Regions from separate parts of the Homo sapiens genome. Here region 2 is linked to region 1. Evidence: chromatin loops called from intact Hi-C (ENCODE). Cell type or tissue: dorsolateral prefrontal cortex. All regions are shown on one strand. Each heading gives the region's core, and the rest is flanking DNA. Links, peaks and the distances in the headings are about the cores only. Region 1 has its middle 54 kb from the start of LINC01213. Region 2 overlaps RNF13 (ring finger protein 13).

The links. A loop is a pair of places that touch in the nucleus more often than their neighbours do. Peaks named below come from ENCODE experiments on the same cell type or tissue, not always from the same donor. Only the 100,000 strongest peaks of a DNase experiment are listed, where the experiment ranks them.
Region 2: it touches region 1 in a loop (4-fold over the local background); 14 of 110 quality-filtered maps call a loop at or near these places.

Annotation. Positions count from the first base shown.
Region 1 is chr3:150,181,815-150,187,204 of GRCh38, forward strand. No RefSeq gene overlaps it. Among named protein-coding and RNA genes, the nearest start is that of LINC01213, 54 kb to the right of the region's middle. In dorsolateral prefrontal cortex, for the core only: CTCF peaks have their summits at 2,534 and 2,737; a DNase peak (open chromatin) is centred at 2,487; H3K4me3 peaks cover 963 bases; H3K27ac peaks cover 1,179 bases.
Region 2 is chr3:149,876,936-149,882,325 of GRCh38, forward strand. All of the region lies in intron 4 of RNF13 (ring finger protein 13), which reads left to right. Among named protein-coding and RNA genes, the nearest start is that of RNF13, 66 kb to the left of the region's middle. In dorsolateral prefrontal cortex, for the core only: CTCF peaks have their summits at 3,128 (motif pointing right) and 3,341; a DNase peak (open chromatin) is centred at 3,156; H3K27ac peaks cover 445 bases.

The sequences.
Region 1 (5,390 bases), core at 109-5,108:
CGCCCAACTAGCCATAAGTGGGTATATGGATAGGGTAGGCTGGGAAATGTAGCCCCTGGCTGAGCAGGGGGAATCAGGATTCTTTTGAGCCCTGAGGACTCCTGAGACTGCGACAGTGCATTCATGAAGAGGCGTCAGAAACAGAGAGACAGAGTCTTGGCCAAGGACAGAAAGACTAGAGTCAAGAAACAGGTCAATGTATAGATGCGCCCCCCTACAAATAAATGAACTTTTTCAGGGATAGGAAAGGTGTTAAGTGGGGTGCAAGTCTGAGAGAAAGGGAAACATTTGGGCGGCTTATACGGGATGGAGAGAGGCCTCATGCTTAAAACAATAAAAAATGATGCTAGAAAAAGGTAAGAAGTCCGACGACGTGAGACTAATCTCCAGATGAAAATTTGCTTTCAGGGGTGTGACAAACATAGCTATTTGACTGCAAAAACCCATGTTCTTCCTAGCCAGTCAGCGGCTACATTTCCCAACCTCATCAACCTTTACGCATATATGGGCCAATTAATTGGTTCGCCCAATAAAATGTGAGCAGAAGAGCTTTGTAAATGGCCAAGTGGGTAAGAAGCAGATGTATTTCCCAGTCTCTTTCCCTAACTGCCCGCTACTGAGAGGACGAAGAGGAAGAGGAACCACAAGGTGGAAGGGGCCTGGGCCTCTGAACGTTCACATGGAAGGCCATACAATGTGTCTTGGACTCTGATGTGAATAGAAAATAAACCTTATTAAATCTCTGAGATTATAGGTGTATCTGTTTCAGCAGCTAGTTTTACTTAACACATGTGAAAGGCCAGAGGAGGCTTATGGGGAGCAAAGGAAATTCAAGAATCTAAATGATGACTCTTTTCAACTCCTCCCACCTATGAATACAGATCTTAGGCTAATAAATACAGACACCCCACCTACGTCTTAGGCAATCATCAAGGCAAGGTTAAAGAAAGTTTCCCTGTCTCTCGCCACTTCTACACTTAGCCTTAGGCTCCATACTTTTAGTGGTTTATTTATCTACCTCAAGGTCTCCATCTGTCATCTTTTAAATCACTTTTATTCTAGCTAAAAATGTTGGAGGATAGGAAGGACACTGGGTATTTATTCTAACTATTTTGGGGGACAGAAAGGTAAAGTAACAGAATCAGATAAACTGGTGAACATCTTAGTTGTAAAGAAAAGGGGGCGCTATTATAAGAAAACACTGTTCTATCTCTGAACTTTAGGTTTTCTAAGGGAGACTGCTCTGTAGTTTGGCTAGTACATTGATGGGTTTTAGATGGGCAAACCTGGGCTCAGAGAAGGATCTAGGAAGAGTTGAATTGAGTTATTCAGCATAAAAGTATGAAAAGAGTTGAAAAAAGGAAAAGAGATGAAAAGAGAGAGGTGACAGCAAGACTCTGAGATGCCAGAGGGGTCCACGGGATGGGGCATTATGGATGGTCTCAGTGATGGGGATGGAGACGAGACTGTTAAATCCAGGAAACATGAATGTTGAGCGTTAGACTGTCTGGTCACCTCTATGTAGCTCCCGCTGTCTACCCAAATTTTCAGTGGAGGTTTTCACATCAAAGACACCTTCTATGGGAGGTTTTTCAGGGGCACCTAAGGAAGGGCTACAGTTCCACAGACAAGTTGACAAACTGTGGAATGCAGACAGCATATACAGGCAGGAGAAGACCCATAAACAAAATGGATCCAGATGGAGCTTGGAATCACAGGACCATTCACTCCACAAACATTGAGCACCCAATATGTGCCTAGGACTATTCCAGAGCATGAGGACCATGCCTGGAACTAGATAGACAAAGTCCATGGGAACTCACAATCTAATGGAGTGACAGACAATAAATAACTGAACAGATAAATACATGAGAAAAATAAAGCAGAGGATATGGTGATGAATGGAGGCTCTGCTTGAGAATGAATGGTTGCCTTGCAGAGGCAACACTGAAGCCGAGACTATTCTCATTAGGAATTTACTATCAGCTTTGTGGGGGTGGAGGTGTAGGTTGGTCAGGAGCAGAGTGACCCCAGTACATGTGGATTACAGACCAATCATTTACTCATTTCTCCTGCTAATTCTCTTCCTTTTCCCTACGATGATGTAATGTTATTTTTTCAGTAAACAATAAAAAATGTATTGAGTCCTTCTTTGTATGCTAGGGGGAGATAGTTGCTACTCAGAAGGTTATAATCAAGGTTGTCGCTGAAGTGGGAGTTCATGGATTCCGCTTCCCTCCCGTCTCTAAGGAAAAGGCAGTGAACTGTAGGTTCGAAATCATTTGATCTCACGCTTGCCTAGAAGCAGAAGAATGAAGCTGACTAGAACACCCCTTAAGCCTCTTAGCTGTCCTGAGGGAAAGGAGCACTGCACCCTCCCCCAGAGTAAAGACATCGCGAATTAATTCCTGGGTGGTGGACGGCGACGTCCTTGTCCTGCGGGAAGTGCAAGGGCACCCGCTCAGGGTTGTGAGAAACTGCGGGGCCCACGCTGCTGGCGAGAGTCAAGAAGGAACGAAAAGAAGGAGCTCCATCTAGCGTTGTTACGAAACAAGACCAGCGGCATCCTGAACAGTTAGCTCCTTTCTGAAGGGCGAGTACCAAATGAAAAACGCACCTTATCTTCCGCCTAAAAATTTTACCGAAAAAGCCAGAGCCGCTGGGCTGTGGGAATTTAGCGCACAGTACAAGCCTGACATCACCTTTGTCTGGGAATGAACCCAGGAACGGAAAGAAGACTAAATTATCTTAAGGTCTTGCTTATCAGTAACTACACATGAAATGTTTCCTCCTAGGACAGGAGCGCAGGCTTCTTTGTTGTTATAAAATCATGATCTGGGGACTTGACAACGTCCAGAGCAATCTGGGGAGGCCCATAAATGGGATCCTGTATATTATGACTTTGGGGACATTTGTGCAAGTATTTGTAATTGATGGGTCATAGGGTTCACATACCTTCAACTTCAGTAAACAATGACTAACTGCTTTCCAAGGGAAATATAACAGTTTACACTCTCATCAAGACTATGAGGGTTCCCTTTGCTCCTTATCATCTGCAAAAGTTAGTATTGTCAGCCAGTTTCATTTTTGTCATTCTGATGGGTGGGGTCAGGATACTTCATGGTGTTTTAGTTGGCATTTTCTTAGTTACTAGTGAAGTCAAGCACTTCCCATATGTTTCTTGTCTATGTAGATATCCTCTTTTGAGAATTATTTATTCAAGTCTGTTGGCCAATTTCCCAAGGTCTGCCTTTTTCTTAGTTATTTGTACTTATTCTTTATATATTCTGGTTAAGAGGCCTTTATTAGTTACATATGTTGAGATATAGTCCTTCAGTCAAGGCTTGTTTTTCATTTGTTTAATTGGTGTCTCTTTAGGAACAGAGGTTCTTAATTTTTATGAAACTCAATTTATAACTCTTATGATTTTTGTTTTGTATCTTATTTAAAAAATATTTCCCTACCCTGAGGGAAGACATTGTCCTATATTACCTCTCAAATCTTTATTGTTTTGCATTTTGCATTTAGGCCTAGTCTCCTGGAATTGACATTTTATTAGACAGAAGGTAGTGGTCAAGTTTTATTTTTCCTATTTGGGTTTCCAATTGTCCCAGGTTTATTTGTTGGAAAGACACTCCTCTTCCCACTGTTCTACAGTACCACCCTTGTCATCAATCGTGTTCATTTGTGTGTGAGTTTGAGAATGATCTACTCTGTTCCATTGTTCTACCTTGCCTGAATATAAAACTGTCCAAGTAACCTACAGATTCAATGCAATCCCTATCAAGATTCCAGTGTCATTTTTCATAGAAATAGAAAAAAATACTAAACTTCATATGGAACCACAAAAACCTGAATAGCAGAGGCAATTATGAGCAAAAAGAACAAAGCTGGAGGCACTACACTATCTGATTTCAAACCATACTAAAAAGCTACAATAACTAAAACAGCATGGTACTGGCAAAAAACTAGACACATAGACTAATGGAGCAGAATAGAGAGCCCAGAAATTATCTCTCACATCTACGGTCAATTGATTTTTGGCAAAGGTGCCAAGAATTCACAATGGAGAAAGCCTAGTCTCTTCAATAAATGGTGTTTAGAAAACTGAATATCCACATGCAGAAGAATGAAATCGGACCCTTATCTCACACCATATACAAAAAGTCACCTCAAATGGATTAAAGACTTAAAAGTAAGACCAGAAACTGTAAAACTCCTAGAAGAAAACATAGGGGAAAACCTACATGACATTAATCTGGTCAATGAGTTTTTCATTTAACCCCAAAAGCATAGGCAGCAATAGCAAAAATAGACAAATGGGATTGCATCAAACTAAAAAGCTCTGCACAGCAAAGGAAATAACCTACAGATTGAGAGAAAATATTTGCAAGCCATACATCTGATAAAAGGTTAATATCCAAAATATTTAAGAAACTTGGACAACTCCACAGCAAGAAAAAAACAGTTAAAAAATTGGGAAACAACTTATATACATAACTCTCAAAAGAAAACATACAAATAGCTAACAGATACATGAAAAAATGTTCAACATTACTAAATCATTAGAGAAATACAAATTAAAACCTCAGATCTCACACCCGTCAGCATGGCTATTATAAAAAAGACAAAGGGTAAGTTGGCAAGGATGTGGAGAAAAGGGAACATTTGTACACTATTAGTGGGAATGTAAATTAGTACAGCCATTATTGATAACTGTATGGAGGTTTCTCAAAAAACTAAAAATGGAATTACTGTATGACCCAGCAATGTCACCTATAGGTATTTACCCAAAAGATTTGTCAAAGAGATGTCTAGACTCCCATTTATTGTAGCACTATTATGTAGCACAAGTTATGGAGGCAACCTAAGTGTCCATCAACAGGTGAATGAATATAGAAAATGCGGTATATATAAATAATAGACTACTACTCAGCCTTTAAGAAGAAGAAAATTGTGGAATCTAAACAATCAAATTCATAGAAGCAGAGAGTAGAATGGTGGATGGGGGGGTGGGGCAAATGGGGAGATGATGGTCAAAGGAAACAAAACCTCAGTTAGATGAGAGGAGTAAGGTTTTTAAAATATCAATTGCACAGCATGGTGAATAGAATTAATAATAGTATACATAATTAATACTATTATTAATACTATTTATAATAGTATAAAAATAGTACATTTTTAAATTGCTAAAAGTAAATTTCAAAAGTTCTCACCACAAAAAGTTTAAAGTATTTGAGGTGATGGATATGTTAATTAGCTTTATTTTTATTTTTTTCCACATTGTATTTATAAATCAAAACATCACTTGGTGCCCCATAAATACATACAATTAGAAACTATCAATTTATAATAAAATAAAAACATATCAAACTGTCCTAATTACTAGA
Region 2 (5,390 bases), core at 201-5,200, 300 kb before region 1:
GCCCCACTAATTTTTTGTGTTTTTAGTAGAGATGGTATTTCATCATGTTGGCCAGGCTAGTCTTGAACTCCTGGCCTCAGGTGATCCACCCGCCTCGGCCTCTCAAAGTGCAGGGATTACAGGCGTGAGCCACCACACCCGGCCCGTATCTTTTATATACTATTTAATCCCACATCAGTCTCTGTTTCTCTCTGTGAGAGAAAAATATCATGTTTTAGATTCTGTAGTGCTAGTGCCTAATGCATTATATGGCATTGGTAGATGAATAATAAATATTTGCAAAGTGATTTACTTTAAAAACCTTAAGGGCTTATAATAAAATGTGAATAGATTAGAGCCTAAACAGTATCACTGGAACTTTCCATTTGCTTCATGTTCATTTCACTTAATGCTTTTGGCATTATTTCTAAGCCTAGATATTTATTTATCCCACAGATATTTTTCTCTAGTTCTCAATGTTTATAGAATTTTTTTAAATTACCATAAACATTTTTGGGATTATTTGATCATATCATAATAACTCTTTTTCTTTCTGTCTTTTTTTTTTTTTTTTTTTTGGTGATTTTTTTGTTATCTCAGAAAGTAGCCCTCTAGTTTTCCTTTCTAGACTTACCTTTCATTACATTATCCCCTTTCAGGCCTTCAGTCAAACACATTACTTGTCCCCAGAACATACTCTGCACTACTATTTCAGTAGTAGTAAGCAAGTAGATACGACCTTAAGTAGAAATTAAACTCTGCAAATTACCTGAAAGTCATTTAATATCATTTAATTTTTCATAATGTATATATTTCTATAAAGTGATGTATAACATTTGTTATTAATCTACTTCAGAATCATGTTTAAAAGATTCCACTAAAGGAGCATATTCAAGGATATTCGATGGATGGAAACAGTTCTATCCATATATAGTTCAATCAAACAGCTTTGTGCTGCTAATTCATTCATTCATTTGTTCATTCATTTCTTCCACCCTTTAATTGGTAAATATACTTGCATTTTCATGATTAGGTTTCTTTATACACAAATTTATTCAATATTAAAATAACAAAGCAAAATTCCCTTCTTTTACCAGGAAGGTAATCTTTCATGAAAGAAAAAAGCTGAAAAATATTAATTTACATGTGCTTTATTCTAATCTAATGAAGCAGTGTAATGCCAGTAACTTTATTTATGTATCTATTCCCCAAACATTCTTTTGCTTCAGAATTTTTACATAGGTATCCTTTAATCACAGACATCAGAATGCTAGACCATATACTTTTCAAGAGACTTACTGCTTTATTTTGGACTCAAGCAATAAAATGTATTAAAATCAAGATATTCAGATTACTCAGATATACTATAAATGAACGATGTCTAGGTAAGGAGGAAAGATGGGATCGAAAGAAAGAGAGAAAGATAGTTTTTATCACTGAACTATAATATTAATGAGAGTTAAAATGTCATAAGAGCCTGATACTCTCTTCTGAGGAGTAGCTCTTCTCAACATGGCCTGCAGTAGTCCTAAAATAATGTGCAGGAAAGAACAATGTTGAAATGGAATGTAATATTGGCAGGATTGCTTGCTATAATTCTGGATCTTATTTCAATAATTGATTATTCGATACTGCAAAGTTCCCAGGAATTTTTATCCAATAGATAAAATTAATGATTTACATTCACAATCTGAATCCTCAGATCTATTGCTCCATTCTCATCTGCATTGTTTTGATCACTTGAGAAAGAGATTCTACTTCTTAATTTCTTCTTATTTCTTTGGACTCAAAAAGATGATCATAGCTAGGTTTTGAGAATTATCTCTATTCTCTATGTCTCTCATTAATTTATTTCATTTTCTTCCCTTATAGAATAAGTACTTTTTCTCCTCTATTAGACATCTGGGTGGGGAGAAAGGGTATTTTGTGTCCAGGCTGATGGTTAATTTACTGTTCCTTTGTGGCTATGCTGAAGGAAGAGAAAATCAGTTCTCCAGAGAACTTTTCCATTTTGCACTTGGAAAGGTTTAGAAGCAGAGTTAGAGTGTGTTTTCTTTAGGGAATCTTTAGAAGGTAGACATTAAAGTGAAGGTCTAGTTGTGTCACATTTCTAGAACTGCAAAAACCCAATTTATAACTAGAAGTTTGAAGAGGCCAGGCTCCAGAACCATCCAGTATCTGTATTATGCTATTTTCTTTTTCGTTTTGACTTTTCACCTTTTTGTGTTTTGAAAGATGGAAGACACAGTAAAAGTATCTATAATGTGTATATGTGCAATTTAAATAATAGTAAAATGAATTTCTGTGTACTCAATACTTAGTTTAAGAGAGACCTGTTACTTTCTAATGTATCACTTTAATCAGACTTCATTAAAGACCTTGTTATCAGGTAATTTTTTTTTTTTTTTTTTGAGACAGGGTCTTATACTGTTGCCTGGGCTGGAGTGCAGTGGCATGAACATGGCTCACTGCAGCCTTGACCTCCTGGGGCTCAGGCGATCCTTCCACCTCAGCCTCCCAAGTAGCTAGGACTATATGCACACTCCACCATGCCTGGCTAATTTGTTTTGTTTTGTTGAGAGGGGGTCTTGTTATGTTGCTCAGACTGGTCTCAAACTCCTGGGCTCAAGTGATCCTTTTACCTTGGCCTTCCAAAGTGCTGAGATTACAGATGTGAACCATTGCATCTGGCCTGGTAATTCTTTATCTTCAAGATTTTATTCCATCTACAGATTATATTAAATGAGCTGATCTTCATAATGAGAAAGCTCTATATTTGCACTAATTTTACATTGATTTCAAATGTTTTAAATAAAGTGATGTTAAGTATACCATAAAGTGACTGCTCATTAAAGTTACTCATTTTTTATCTTGTGTTTATAATAGCTTGCAAAGGGAAAGTCTCTTTGTAAGGCCAGAACAAATTCTAGCAATACTGTGTATTTTCTAATTCTTTCTTTTTGCTACATTATACTGTTTTCATTACCTCTAGCCTGATCCTAACCTAAAAAACCCATGGATATGTCTTTTCTAATTTCAGATTCTTGGGAGTAGAGCTTATGTTTTATGCAGTTCTGTGTACTGAGCTTTTAGTACAGTGCCTACAATACCAGAAACAATTAACAGGCAGTAATGGAGGAGTATACTCAGAGATCTGTCGCTGGGTGGCGCTGAACATCAAAATTCTTACTGTAATTGCTCCATCACAGTTACTTTTCAAGTGCAATGGAAGTTCCTGTGTTACTTGTGAAATTCCTAGTAAGCTGATTTTAAGTACAGAAAGTTATCCTCTTGTTGCACAGAAAGTTATTCTAAAGCCTTTATTTTCAGTGGTGGGTGGGCTGAAATGGGGCCTCTGCTATGTTAGGATGAGAAATCATTAAGATTTGATTGGAATATGAATCCTATCAGTGTCTAAAAAATATGAACTTAGATCAGATCCTTTATTTTAAATATCTACTTTAATATACATAGGTAACTAGAGAATATTTATGAATAGCTTTTTTAGATTTAAATTGCAATTCTGACAAATATTTAGGCAGCTTTTAACTAGTATAGTTTATTTTAACTGGTGTGGTTCATTACAAAGTAAAGATTTTTTTAAAGCAGTTTTAACTTAAGCATAACTTACAAGTTTTAACTTATAGCAAGCATAACTACACATAAAGGTTATTCAGATTTTCTTAATGTCACTGGGAAAAAAAGACGAATGTAATTTAACTTTTAAATTAATTTTAATTTTATGTTATTCATTTTATTATCTTTAGTACTAATCATGTTCCAGCTACAGTATTAAGCTTCATAATACTGGAAATAGCCACATTCAAAGACCTATAAGCTAATGACTTTGATTTTTTGATGGGATGTTGCAGAACATGATTGTTGCAACATGGAACAATCATGTTGAAAGGCATCAATCTTTTTTCTGATTGCCAACAACCTATGGAATATTAAAAACTATCTATATGAGTGAGTTTCAAACTTTTTTGACTGCAACCCACCCACAGTAAGAAGTTTATTTTTACTTGTTCCCTAGTTTGTATACAGCACACAGTCTGACAATAAAATTTCATGGAATAGTACTTACCTACACTACCTATACGATAATAACTTGGTATATGAAATTTCTTTTTATTAAAAAATAAAATTCACTTGGGTTCACTAAATGACTTTACTGCCTGGTAATGGATCATGACCTATAGTTTGAAAAATGCAGATTTAGGCCAATCTTTTCTGTGTAGCAGTGAAAACTGGCAGGGACACTAAGAAGTATGCTTTTTGCCTAAGCACTTCTAAGTTCAAAAATTGCTTTTTATTTGTAATTTTAGTAGTAAATTGTGTCTCCCAGTATTTAAAATTGCTTGTCCATATGCCATAGATTGACTTTAAAATGATGCCATTGGAAAAAATAACAAAAGATCTTTGTTTTTTTTTGAGATAGAGTCTTGCTCTGTTGCCCAGGCTGGAATACAGTGGCTTGCTCGCAGCTCACTGCAACCTCCACCTTCCAGGTTCAAATGATTCTCCTGCCCTAGCCTCCTGAGTAGCTGATATTACAGGCACCCACCACCAGGCCTGGCTAATTTTCATATTTTTAGTAGAGATGGGGTTTCACCACGTTGTCCAGGCTGGCCTCGAACCCCTGACCTCAAGTGATCCACCCACCTCGGCCTTCCAAAGTGTTGGGATTACAGGTGTGAGCTACTGCACCCGGCCAACATAAGATCTTTAATAATTTAAGTTCCAAGCGTTTTGGCTTCTGTTTTTTGGTATACTGTACTTGAAACAAATAAGTATGGCTTTTTGTATAACACAAGATTTTACTAGCCCTACCAAAAATGTTTTCTAATGAAATAAATAAATTCAGCTTACCTCTAAGCTTAACATGTACAGTGGTAATATGCCACTTAGCAAAAGGTCAACTTTCCCAGAACATAGCCTCAGAGAAGAGAAGGAAACATGCCTTTGTACCACCATTATGAATGTTGCTAAGCTTCAGCGTTAAAACCATGTACTTTTCCTGGCAGTTTTTCTCAGAATTCTTATGCACTTAATTTTTTTTAAAGAATAGAATTCTTATCGGGTTTAGTTCTTTTTTTTTCTCTGCCACAGAGAAGGATATACAGATGGAGGAAGTCCAGAATAACTATTAGTAGAGTACCAGTGGTAAGCACAGAGAGAGGAAGTAACATATGACACTTAACATTAAGGAGAAAAACTATAGTCTGTTGAAGCATGTTCATGATGATCTCGAGTAACTGGAAAAGGTCAAGTCACATTTGGTGAAAAGGTGGGGAAAATGCAACATATCACAAAAATTTTTATCCAAAATGACTAAAGTAAAATTTCCTGTGTGCTTTCGTGGAGGGTGGGTGGGGGAGGGGGTAGGAAGGAACTAACCAACAGATACG